Regions from separate parts of the Homo sapiens genome. Here region 2 is linked to region 1. Evidence: chromatin contacts called from ENCODE Hi-C or POLR2A ChIA-PET data. All regions are on one chromosome and are shown on one strand. The core of a region is the stretch at or near the end of the contact, and the rest is flanking DNA. Distances in the headings are between cores, read along the strand shown. Region 1 holds the start of CCNA2 (cyclin A2). Region 2 holds the start of IL2 (interleukin 2).

Region 1 (5,841 bases), core at 2,460-4,959:
ACAATTTTGTTAGCAATCTTTACATAAGACCTGTTGTATATAGCACACTATTTACACTGTCTTCATAATCAGGTGAGATATTTAATCCTTACAATAGCTCTGCAAGGTAGGTGGTATTATCTTCATTTTTCATATGCTTTAACTGAAATCTGAGTCTAAGGAATTTGTTGTCACCTAGCAAGTTAGTGATCATGCCTGCATTAGAATCTTCTCACCCCAAAATGCATGCCTTTTACACTATGCCAAGCCTTCCATAGTCACTGTAGAGCCAATTGGTATCACTAGTACACATGGATCCTTAAGCCTGCCTACTGAATTTTTTATTACATATCCAGAGACTTTCTCACAAACTGTAGCTATATTTAATGTCTTAACCTTTATTACATGACAAGCACATGATCTCTTTTATCCTTATAATAACTTATGAGATTGGCTGTACATAATATCACTGATTGCAAAATCCAGACAGCTTTGTAAACCAAAGTTTTTTTCATAAATAATTTGACAGCAAAATCTTGACTTAATCTGAATTAATTTAATAACAAAATCTGACTTAAACTGACATGAGGTTTTATATATATTTTTTGTTTGTTTGTTTGTTTGTTTTTTGAGACAGAGTCTCGCTTGGTCTCCCAGGCTGGAGTCAGTGGCGCGATCTCGGCTTACTGCAGCCTCTGCCCCCTGGGTTCAAGCAATTCTCCTGCCTCAGCCTCCTGAGTAGCTGCGATTACAGGTGTGCGCCACCATGCCCAGCTAATTTTTTTGTACTTTTAGTAGAGACAGGGTTTCACCATATTGGCCAGGCTGGTCTCCAACCCCTGACTTCGTGATCTGCCCACCTCAGCCTCCCAAAGTGCTGGGATTACAGGCATGAGCCACCGTGCCCAGCCCAAGGTTATATCTTTTTTATTCCACTTAGTGCAAATATTCATCCGTATATTTTGTGCCAGAAATAGTACTATGTTTTGCTATTGGATGCTGCTACTCAGTCCCCTTGGGGTTAATACCATAGTATATTCCTTTCATTATCTTCCTAAAATAGGAAAAATTCTGAAATACATCTTGCATCAAGCTTTTTGGATAAAGGATTGACAGCTTGAATTATTCCTGTTTTACATATGAGAAAACTCAAGGTGAAATGATTTGCCCAGATCTTTGAACCTAGGACTATTTGCCTTCAAGTCAAATCCCAAGAATGGTCAACATATAGGTGGAATATTTTAATTCAGATAAGCTGTTAAAAATAGAATCTGCCTAGACTATGTCAAAATGGTCAGCTTGGTGGAAAAAATATACCACTTGTTGTGATGTTATATATACTGATAGCAGTTCAAAAATGGCCAGTAGTTGATTGTCTGAATTAATAGCTTGTAATCAATTGTTAAGAGGGTTATTAGGCAGATGATTTATATCTTGAAACTTGTTTTAAAATCCCCCCAAAATGACTATTTTTAAAAACATGGCTTTTAGGTTTGTGTATGTTAAATCATGGAATTACAGGTGCTTAAAAATAGATTATCAAGCAATTACTTTAGTGAAATACTGTGTCATTAAATATAACTAATCACTGACAGGAAATTTATGTTTTTTCTTTAAAGGCATGATCACTGATCTTTTCATAGATAAATTTAAGTTTAAAGGCACCAATGTAAAAACTAAAGTACCCCTTCTATTGGAAATTCTGGACAGTTATGACCAAAATGCATTGATTTCATTCTTCGATGCAGCATGACATACAAATAAGGTAAAGTCCCAAAGAAGTGGTCTGTTTAAATGAAAAATGTTAAAAGAGAATTAGAAGTTAACTGTGTATGTACTTTAATTTCAAATGCTTTTTTATATCTAAAAATATTTGAGATATAATGGCTTTTTAAAGTAATGCTTCTATTTCTTTTGACAAATTGAACTTTCTAAAACTAAAAGAGTCTTTTTATTTTTAAAACACAAGTAGAATGATTTAAATAGGATTTTAATGAATTTTTGGCAAGTGGCTGTTTTAATTTTTAAATTGAGAAGTAATATGTGGAAAATTAAAATATATTCAAATGTATTACAAGGTACATAAACACATAAACATGTAGACCGCTTTATAGGCTTCAAAATGTATTTTTATATATTACCTTATTTGATCTTCACAACTGTTGTAAAATTTGTCAAATCATATAAGAAAACTGATTCTCAGTGAAATTTTGTGATTAAGAGGACATGCTAATATTTTGTAAAGCTGGGACCAGAACCCAAGTACTGGTACTTGCTTTGTGTCCTGGTTACTATGTATGTTGCCAGCTAGTGGAAATAACCTACCAATTGTTTTTTCTAGGAGATAGGATTGATTTGCAACTGATATTCCTTTTGCTTGGTAGTGTTTTATGACTCTGCTGCAGTTTGTGGAAATGCTGGACTTGGCTCAGTGCTATAAATTGTAGCCAGGAAATAAGAAGAGCTTACACAGAGTCGGGGGATCTTAATTAGACATGCTGTAACCAGTGGAGCTATTCAGCGTGCTTCAAGTGAAGAGTGCAGAAATAGTGATGCCATCTTAGATTTTCCTACACTAGTATCTTCTAGATCTCTTTTTATCATATATGACATTAAGGCTACAGAAGTTTTGTGCATTAATCTTAATTCATATTTATTAATTTCAAGGGAATATTGAAAGGTTTTAAAATGGCATACAGATAATGGAAAATAAGCTTTATGTTTCAAGAAGGGCAGACTCACGAATTTTTTAGAAAACAGTGCTTCTTAATGATATGCTATTATACTTATTAGTTATGTGCAAGCTTTGTATATTCTTATATTTATATATAAATATAAAAATTTGTTAAAGGCACGTATAGTTAAGAGAGTTTTATTTTAATAAGGTCATATTGTTTTTACTATGTTTAAAAAACTTTACTTCTGAAAGGAACATAATTATATCTAGGTCACTAGAACGTCATTGTGTTTTTTGTTGGTTGCCACAGCTTGGGGAAAAATAGAAAAAAATTAATGACTGTATTTGAATATTTTGTAATGCACTGCTATTTATTATATATATCAACAGTAGTTCAAGGTGCCATCTTAAATTAATTGCATCTTCATTAGGAAAAATAAAAAGCATAAAACACAATTTCTGGTTACTATGAATAAACGCCTAAATGTTAAGATGACATTACAGTCTTGACACTTGAGTACTGTATTACTATGTGAGCTCCGTGTTAAATAATTTATGCACATTATTTAATCCTAACAACCATATGACTGTAGTTATTAGTCCCTATTAACACATAAGAAAACGGAGAATCGGAGATACTGAAAAACGTGCCCCAGATTTTAGACCTTTGGAAAAAGTCACTTAAGCTAACTAGACGTCCCAGAGCTAAAGGCTGGGCAACCCAAATGATAGTCGCCAAAGTTTAATTCCGTTTAATTCCCTAAAAGGCTTAGAGTCAGCCTTCGGACAGCCTCGCTCACTAGGTGGCTCAGCTTAAAATAATCGGAAGCGTCGGGCCCTAAATCCTACCTCTCCCCGCCCCGCGCAGGCGTTTTCTCCCGCCCCAGCCAGTTTGTTTCTCCCTCCTGCCCCGCCCCTGCTCAGTTTCCTTTGGTTTACCCTTCACTCGCCTGCGACCCTGTCGCCTTGAATGACGTCAAGGCCGCGAGCGCTTTCATTGGTCCATTTCAATAGTCGCGGGATACTTGAACTGCAAGAACAGCCGCCGCTCCGGCGGGCTGCTCGCTGCATCTCTGGGCGTCTTTGGCTCGCCACGCTGGGCAGTGCCTGCCTGCGCCTTTCGCAACCTCCTCGGCCCTGCGTGGTCTCGAGCTGGGTGAGCGAGCGGGCGGGCTGGTAGGCTGGCCTGGGCTGCGACCGGCGGCTACGACTATTCTTTGGCCGGGTCGGTGCGAGTGGTCGGCTGGGCAGAGTGCACGCTGCTTGGCGCCGCAGGCTGATCCCGCCGTCCACTCCCGGGAGCAGTGATGTTGGGCAACTCTGCGCCGGGGCCTGCGACCCGCGAGGCGGGCTCGGCGCTGCTAGCATTGCAGCAGACGGCGCTCCAAGAGGACCAGGAGAATATCAACCCGGAAAAGGCAGCGCCCGTCCAACAACCGCGGACCCGGGCCGCGCTGGCGGTACTGAAGTCCGGGAACCCGCGGGGTCTAGCGCAGCAGCAGAGGCCGAAGACGAGACGGGTAAAGGGATGCGGGATATCTGCAGGAGGGTGGGTCGAGCAGGGTTTGGCATTGGCTTAGCAGGCAGAGAAGAGTGGCGAGAAGGCATGTCCTGGGCTTTTGGAAGGGGGCCAGGGTCTGGAGTGCAGTTGGTGCTGGTGTGTGGTTTGCCACAGTAGGAGTTCTCCCATATTAGCATCAGGACCCCGCCAACACTGTGTGTATGCTGCCGGTCTGCTCTCTATAGGGGGCATCTGCCTGTACATAATGGGGTCAAACCAAGCTCTAAAACGTGTAGTCTTCGCTCAGCTCCGCGCCTTTCTCTCCACTTTTAAACCCCAGGCACTGCTGTAGGACTCTGACCCCTATCCTCCTCACGCTTAAGAGATGACCTCTACTTTAGAAAAGCGTGTACAAAATACTTTGCTTTTGGCAAATTCCGCCATTTTAGCCGGATTTGCTCTGTTGCTCCACCCTCGGGCGACAGTGGTGAACCAACAATTTTTTTGCTGTCTTTCCTAAACTTGTCACGTATTGGCCTGTCACCCGACCCTTCTTGTGGCCCTGATAAGTTTTGCATAATTCCACCTAGTGTTATCTATTGATAGCCTTTGTGGGAATGCCTGTGACAAATGGGAACATCCCTTCTCTTTTGAATACTGAAACTCTTCTTTGTCCCAGAAAGTTTAATTCCTGATAGAGTATTTGGGAGAAAAAGCAAAGGCCAACACCCATAAGAGAAAGAATGCAAGACTAGTAGGCTCAAAGCCAGTTATTAATTTTTTTTTAGGTTGCACCCCTTAAGGATCTTCCTGTAAATGATGAGCATGTCACCGTTCCTCCTTGGAAAGCAAACAGTAAACAGCCTGCGTTCACCATTCATGTGGATGAAGCAGAAAAAGAAGCTCAGAAGAAGCCAGCTGAATCTCAAAAAATAGAGCGTGAAGATGCCCTGGCTTTTAATTCAGCCATTAGTTTACCTGGACCCAGAAAACCATTGGTCCCTCTTGATTATCCAATGGATGGTAGTTTTGGTAAGTTTTAAGGAAAATCTGTGTGGAATTACGGTAATTATAATTATTAGATGATATTAATGATTTGCATTTTAAGATGTCTTATGTAGTCATTTTGACTATAGTGAGTTAGGTTTAATGTAACAAGGCTTAGAAAGGATGTGACTTATCTCAGATCTCACAGCTAACACTTGACTTGGTGACATACAAAAAGATCCTTATCCAGTGCTCTTTCAGGTTCACTGCCAGTCACATCAATCTAATTATAATTAGATCTTAAATGCTTATTTTAATCTGATCCCATAAATGTGTTCTTGGTTGGGAGAATAGATTTCAGTTTTATTTAACTCACTTATATATCACTTAGTGCTATTTGAAGATGCAGTCTTAAATATTGTGATTACATAACGTCTCTTCCAGTTTTATAATTTTGTTTCTATAAAACCAGTCTGGATTAGCATCTGATACCAGAAAGTGACACTTTTCCTCCTACAAGTAAATAGTTGTACCATGGCTGTTTACTCTTACCCATGTATTAAAGTAGCTTCTGTAAACAGCTCTTTGCAGTTTGTACTATTTCTTTGCCCTAGGGATATTGAGTCACTGGACAGCTCACTAAATCCAATCTCATTTTAGTTTTAGTTGTATTGATTGTGAGGAAGGAGGGGTGAGC
Region 2 (6,557 bases), core at 1,120-3,619, 630 kb before region 1:
AGATGAATTAATATAGGTATCAAGCTACAGACCAAATTAAAGTTTTACAAAACTTTGAAAGAGGGTCAGAAAGAAGAAACTTATGGGAAGCAGAGTCCTGGAAAGTCAGCTTTGATGGAGTGACAATATGTGCAACACAGTGAGCAATCTCTTAGGTAGGCAGCTTCAGGGATGGGGGTTGCCCTTTGAAAGGACTTGGGCCACTCTTGAGTCTAAGAGGCTAAGTCACAAACAATGCTAAGCAACTAAAAATAGCTTCTTGTTTAATAGTAAAATTCTGCATAGTAAAAGGAGAAGCAGGGGGTATGACACACGTGGTAGTTAGCAGTCTACTAGTGACTTTACTGCCACAACCAGAAAAGCCAGCTGATGTGTCAGACGTGAGAAAGCGAAAGTATGTCACAGCGAATGTAGCTTTTCCACACGTATTTCAAGAAAGAAATGAAAAAGCCAACTTCTATAATGGTGCCTACTGTGCATTAACAGAGATAAACTAGGGGTCTAAGAACTCAGTTTTCTACAGGGTCCCAGAAGTATAGCCATATATTGCCCCATTCTCTAATGGAAATAGCCAGAGAAATAGAAATATCAAGACTGGAGAACATCAAATACCTCATTGGAAAAGCCCCCACATAGGAAAATGTGTGGGCTTGAATTCTTCCATTCTGGAAGGGTAAAGGCCTGAGTGATGATGCTGGGATTAGACACTGAAACTCTTTAGAGAAGCAAAACAAGTATAATAAAGCTGTACTTTATTATATTAAATAAATAACACACAGACTACCAAATAGCCTGCCCCTTATAACAGCGTTAATGTGATTTTGATCTGAAATGTATAGAGACATTTTGCATTTTTTCGTATAAAAAGTTCATGAGATTTGGCCCTAATCTGACCTTTTCTTCATTTTTTTTTCTACTTGAGGGACTATAATCTTTATTTTTAAATTTGTTTTATATTCTCCGAACATTACCTAACGCATAGAAAACTCTTATTGAACCATTTTTCTCTGTTCTTTGTAAAATATTACATTTGACTGTTCCTTAGACTGCTTTAATCATTCCTGCCTATGCACCCTCCTCAAAATCCAGTTTAAATTAATTGTTCCTTATTCAAGATTCCTTATATCCACCTCCCTTGGGGCAGCAATCACCTATCACCCAGGACTACACTTGTGTATGTACATATCTTCCCTATTACAAATCAGGTTCTTTGAAAAAATACAAATGGTAAGAGAGTGGATTTTTGGAGTCAGAACATTCTCTTTTCAAATCCTTCTTCTGCCCCTTACTGGCAATAAGGGCTGAGTGACCTAGAGCAAATTACTTAACTTCTCTGAGCCTCAGTTTTCTAATCTGCAAAATAGGAGCCATCACTTCACAAGTCTGTAAGACTTATATTAGACTAAGTGCCTGCCTGTACACTGTTCTCTTTTCTCTCTTTCTATATACCTGAAGGCATTATAGGTGCTAGATGTCTGTTTAAAGACCAGACAATATTGTCTTAAAAAAACAAACAAAAACACAGACAATACCATCTTTAAAAAAAAAAAAAAAGTCCAGGTAAGAAATAAATAAGGCCATAGAATGGAAGCTTTACAAGGACTCTCTCTGAGACAGGATCTCCTCAAGTGTCCCCAGGTTAAATTAGAAGTATATATCCGTACAATTGTTCAGCCAGTTTGTGCACTGTACTGAGGATGAATGAACACCTATCCTAAATATCCTAGTCTTCTGACTAAAAACAAGATCATATTTCATAACGATTATTGTTACATTCATAGTGTCCCAGGTGATTTAGAGGATAAATAAAAATCCATTAAAGAGGTAAAGACATAAAAACGAGAAACATGGACTGGTTTACACATAACACATACAAAGTCTATTATAAAACTAGCATCAGTATCCTTGAATGCAAACCTTTTTCTGAGTATTTAACAATCGCACCCTTTAAAAAATGTACAATAGACATTAAGAGACTTAAACAGATATATAATCATTTTAAATTAAAATAGCGTTAAACAGTACCTCAAGCTCAATAAGCATTTTAAGTATTCTAATCTTAGTATTTCTCTAGCTGACATGTAAGAAGCAATCTATCTTATTGTATGCAATTAGCTCATTGTGTGGATAAAAAGGTAAAACCATTCTGAAACAGGAAACCAATACACTTCCTGTTTTATCAACAAATCTAAACATTTATTCTTTTCATCTGTTTACTCTTGCTCTTGTCCACCACAATATGCTATTCACATGTTCAGTGTAGTTTTATGACAAAGAAAATTTTCTGAGTTACTTTTGTATCCCCACCCCCTTAAAGAAAGGAGGAAAAACTGTTTCATACAGAAGGCGTTAATTGCATGAATTAGAGCTATCACCTAAGTGTGGGCTAATGTAACAAAGAGGGATTTCACCTACATCCATTCAGTCAGTCTTTGGGGGTTTAAAGAAATTCCAAAGAGTCATCAGAAGAGGAAAAATGAAGGTAATGTTTTTTCAGACAGGTAAAGTCTTTGAAAATATGTGTAATATGTAAAACATTTTGACACCCCCATAATATTTTTCCAGAATTAACAGTATAAATTGCATCTCTTGTTCAAGAGTTCCCTATCACTCTCTTTAATCACTACTCACAGTAACCTCAACTCCTGCCACAATGTACAGGATGCAACTCCTGTCTTGCATTGCACTAAGTCTTGCACTTGTCACAAACAGTGCACCTACTTCAAGTTCTACAAAGAAAACACAGCTACAACTGGAGCATTTACTGCTGGATTTACAGATGATTTTGAATGGAATTAATGTAAGTATATTTCCTTTCTTACTAAAATTATTACATTTAGTAATCTAGCTGGAGATCATTTCTTAATAACAATGCATTATACTTTCTTAGAATTACAAGAATCCCAAACTCACCAGGATGCTCACATTTAAGTTTTACATGCCCAAGAAGGTAAGTACAATATTTTATGTTCAATTTCTGTTTTAATAAAATTCAAAGTAATATGAAAATTTGCACAGATGGGACTAATAGCAGCTCATCTGAGGTAAAGAGTAACTTTAATTTGTTTTTTTGAAAACCCAAGTTTGATAATGAAGCCTCTATTAAAACAGTTTTACCTATATTTTTAATATATATTTGTGTGTTGGTGGGGGTGGGAAGAAAACATAAAAATAATATTCTCACTTTATCGATAAGACAATTCTAAACAAAAATGTTCATTTATGGTTTCATTTAAAAATGTAAAACTCTAAAATATTTGATTATGTCATTTTAGTATGTAAAATACCAAAATCTATTTCCAAGGAGCCCACTTTTAAAAATCTTTTCTTGTTTTAGGAAAGGTTTCTAAGTGAGAGGCAGCATAACACTAATAGCACAGAGTCTGGGGCCAGATATCTGAAGTGAAATCTCAGCTCTGCCATGTCCTAGCTTTCATGATCTTTGGCAAATTACCTACTCTGTTTGTGATTCAGTTTCATGTCTACTTAAATGAATAACTGTATATACTTAATATGGCTTTGTGAGAATTAGTAAGTAAATGTAAAGCACTCAGAACCGTGTCTGGCATAAGGTAAATACCATACAAGCATTAGCTATTATTAGTAGTATTAAAGATAAAATTTTCACTGAGAAATACAAAGTAAAATTTTGGACTTTATCTTTTTACCAATAGAACTTGAGATTTATAATGCTATATGACTTATTTTCCAAGATTAAAAGCTTCATTAGGTTGTTTTTGGATTCAGATAGAGCATAAGCATAATCATCCAAGCTCCTAGGCTACATTAGGTGTGTAAAGCTACCTAGTAGCTGTGCCAGTTAAGAGAGAATGAACAAAATCTGGTGCCAGAAAGAGCTTGTGCCAGGGTGAATCCAAGCCCAGAAAATAATAGGATTTAAGGGGACACAGATGCAATCCCATTGACTCAAATTCTATTAATTCAAGAGAAATCTGCTTCTAACTACCCTTCTGAAAGATGTAAAGGAGACAGCTTACAGATGTTACTCTAGTTTAATCAGAGCCACATAATGCAACTCCAGCAACATAAAGATACTAGATGCTGTTTTCTGAAGAAAATTTCTCCACATTGTTCATGCCAAAAACTTAAACCCGAATTTGTAGAATTTGTAGTGGTGAATTGAAAGCGCAATAGATGGACATATCAGGGGATTGGTATTGTCTTGACCTACCTTTCCCACTAAAGAGTGTTAGAAAGATGAGATTATGTGCATAATTTAGGGGGTGGTAGAATTCATGGAAATCTAAGTTTGAAACCAAAAGTAATGATAAACTCTATTCATTTGTTCATTTAACCCTCATTGCACATTTACAAAAGATTTTAGAAACTAATAAAAATATTTGATTCCAAGGATGCTATGTTAATGCTATAATGAGAAAGAAATGAAATCTAATTCTGGCTCTACCTACTTATGTGGTCAAATTCTGAGATTTAGTGTGCTTATTTATAAAGTGGAGATGATACTTCACTGCCTACTTCAAAAGATGACTGTGAGAAGTAAATGGGCCTATTTTGGAGAAAATTCTTTTAAATTGTAATATACCATAGAAATATGAAATATTATATATAATATAGAATCAAGAGGCCTGTCCAAAAGTCCTCCCAAAGTATTATAATTTTTTATTTCACTGGGACAAACATTTTTAAAATGCATCTTAATGTAGTGATTGTAGAAAAGTAAAAATTTAAGACATATTTAAAAATGTGTCTTGCTCAAGGCTATATTGAGAGCCACTACTACATGATTATTGTTACCTAGTGTAAAATGTTGGGATTGTGATAGATGGCATCCAAGAGTTCCTTCTCTCTCAACATTCTGTGATTCTTAACTCTTAGACTATCAAATATTATAATCATAGAATGTGATTTTTATGCTTCCACATTCTAACTCATCTGGTTCTAATGATTTTCTATGCAGATTGGAAAAGTAATCAGCCTACATCTGTAATAGGCATTTAGATGCAGAAAGTCTAACATTTTGCAAAGCCAAATTAAGCTAAAACCAGTGAGTCAACTATCACTTAACGCTAGTCATAGGTACTTGAGCCCTAGTTTTTCCAGTTTTATAATGTAAACTCTACTGGTCCATCTTTACAGTGACATTGAGAACAGAGAGAATGGTAAAAACTACATACTGCTACTCCAAATAAAATAAATTGGAAATTAATTTCTGATTCTGACCTCTATGTAAACTGAGCTGATGATAATTATTATTCTAGGCCACAGAACTGAAACATCTTCAGTGTCTAGAAGAAGAACTCAAACCTCTGGAGGAAGTGCTAAATTTAGCTCAAAGCAAAAACTTTCACTTAAGACCCAGGGACTTAATCAGCAATATCAACGTAATAGTTCTGGAACTAAAGGTAAGGCATTACTTTATTTGCTCTCCTGGAAATAAAAAAAAAAAAGTAGGGGGAAAAGTACCACATTTTAAAGTGACATAACATTTTTGGTATTTGTAAAGTACCCATGCATGTAATTAGCCTACATTTTAAGTACACTGTGAACATGAATCATTTCTAATGTTAAATGATTAACTGGGGAGTATAAGCTACTGAGTTTGCACCTACCATCTACTAATGGACAAGCCTCATCCCAAACTCCATCACCTTTCATATTAACACAAAACTGGGAGTGAGAGAAGGTACTGAGTTGAGTTTCACAGAAAGCAGGCAGATTTTACTATATATTTTTCAATTCCTTCAGATCATTTACTGGAATAGCCAATACTGATTACCTGAAAGGCTTTTCAAATGGTGTTTCCTTATCATTTGATGGAAGGACTACCCATAAGAGATTTGTCTTAAAAAAAAAAACTGGAGCCATTAAAATGGCCAGTGGACTAAACAAACAACAATCTTTTTAGAGGCAATCCCCACTTTCAGAATCTTAAGTATTTTTAAATGCACAGGAAGCATAAAATATGCAAGGGACTCAGGTGATGTAAAAGAGATTCACTTTTGTCTTTTTATATCCCGTCTCCTAAGGTATAAAATTCATGAGTTAATAGGTATCCTAAATAAGCAGCATAAGTATAGTAGTAAAAGACATTCCTAAAAGTAACTCCAGTTGTGTCCAAATGAATCACTTATTAGTGGACTGTTTCAGTTGAATTAAAAAAATACATTGAGATCAATGTCATCTAGACATTGACAGATTCAGTTCCTTATCTATGGCAAGAGTTTTACTCTAAAATAATTAACATCAGAAAACTCATTCTTAACTCTTGATACAAATTTAAGACAAAACCATGCAAAAATCTGAAAACTGTGTTTCAAAAGCCAAACACTTTTTAAAATAAAAAAATCCCAAGATATGACAATATTTAAACAATTATGCTTAAGAGGATACAGAACACTGCAACAGTTTTTTAAAAGAGAATACTTATTTAAAGGGAACACTCTATCTCACCTGCTTTTGTTCCCAGGGTAGGAATCACTTCAAATTTGAAAAGCTCTCTTTTAAATCTCACTATATATCAAAATATTTCCTCCTTAGCTTATCAACTAGAGGAAGCGTTTAAATAGCTCCTTTCA

What was found. Hi-C counts contacts between places; a loop is a spot of excess contacts on that map. ChIA-PET counts read pairs that join two places held with the same protein, here RNA polymerase II (POLR2A). Pooled maps may share reads with other maps.
Region 2: a loop to region 1 is called in a map of CD4-positive, alpha-beta memory T cell, with 2.3 times the contacts of the local background. The contact joins the promoter of IL2 here to the promoter of CCNA2 in region 1. A Hi-C loop is called at or near these places in 1 of 168 maps with a recorded cell type or tissue (CD4-positive, alpha-beta memory T cell) and 7 of 50 pooled maps. POLR2A ChIA-PET finds 5 or more read pairs at or near these places in 2 of 52 experiments (activated T-cell and activated naive CD4-positive, alpha-beta T cell).

The regions. Positions count from the first base shown.
Region 1 is chr4:121,821,751-121,827,591 of GRCh38, reverse strand. It overlaps CCNA2 (cyclin A2), which reads left to right and starts at 3,709. Exons shown (of 8, transcript NM_001237.5): 1 at 3,709-4,176; 2 at 4,946-5,189. The coding sequence starts at 3,964. BBS7 (Bardet-Biedl syndrome 7) reads left to right here. Exons shown (of 19, transcript NM_176824.3): 19 at 1,599-3,263. The coding sequence ends at 1,732. RefSeq lists enhancers at 3,861-3,930, 4,121-4,170.
Region 2 is chr4:122,452,537-122,459,093 of GRCh38, reverse strand. IL2 (interleukin 2) reads left to right here and starts at 2,369. Exons shown (of 4, transcript NM_000586.4): 1 at 2,369-2,800; 2 at 2,891-2,950; 3 at 5,241-5,384. The coding sequence starts at 2,654. RefSeq lists an enhancer at 324-383.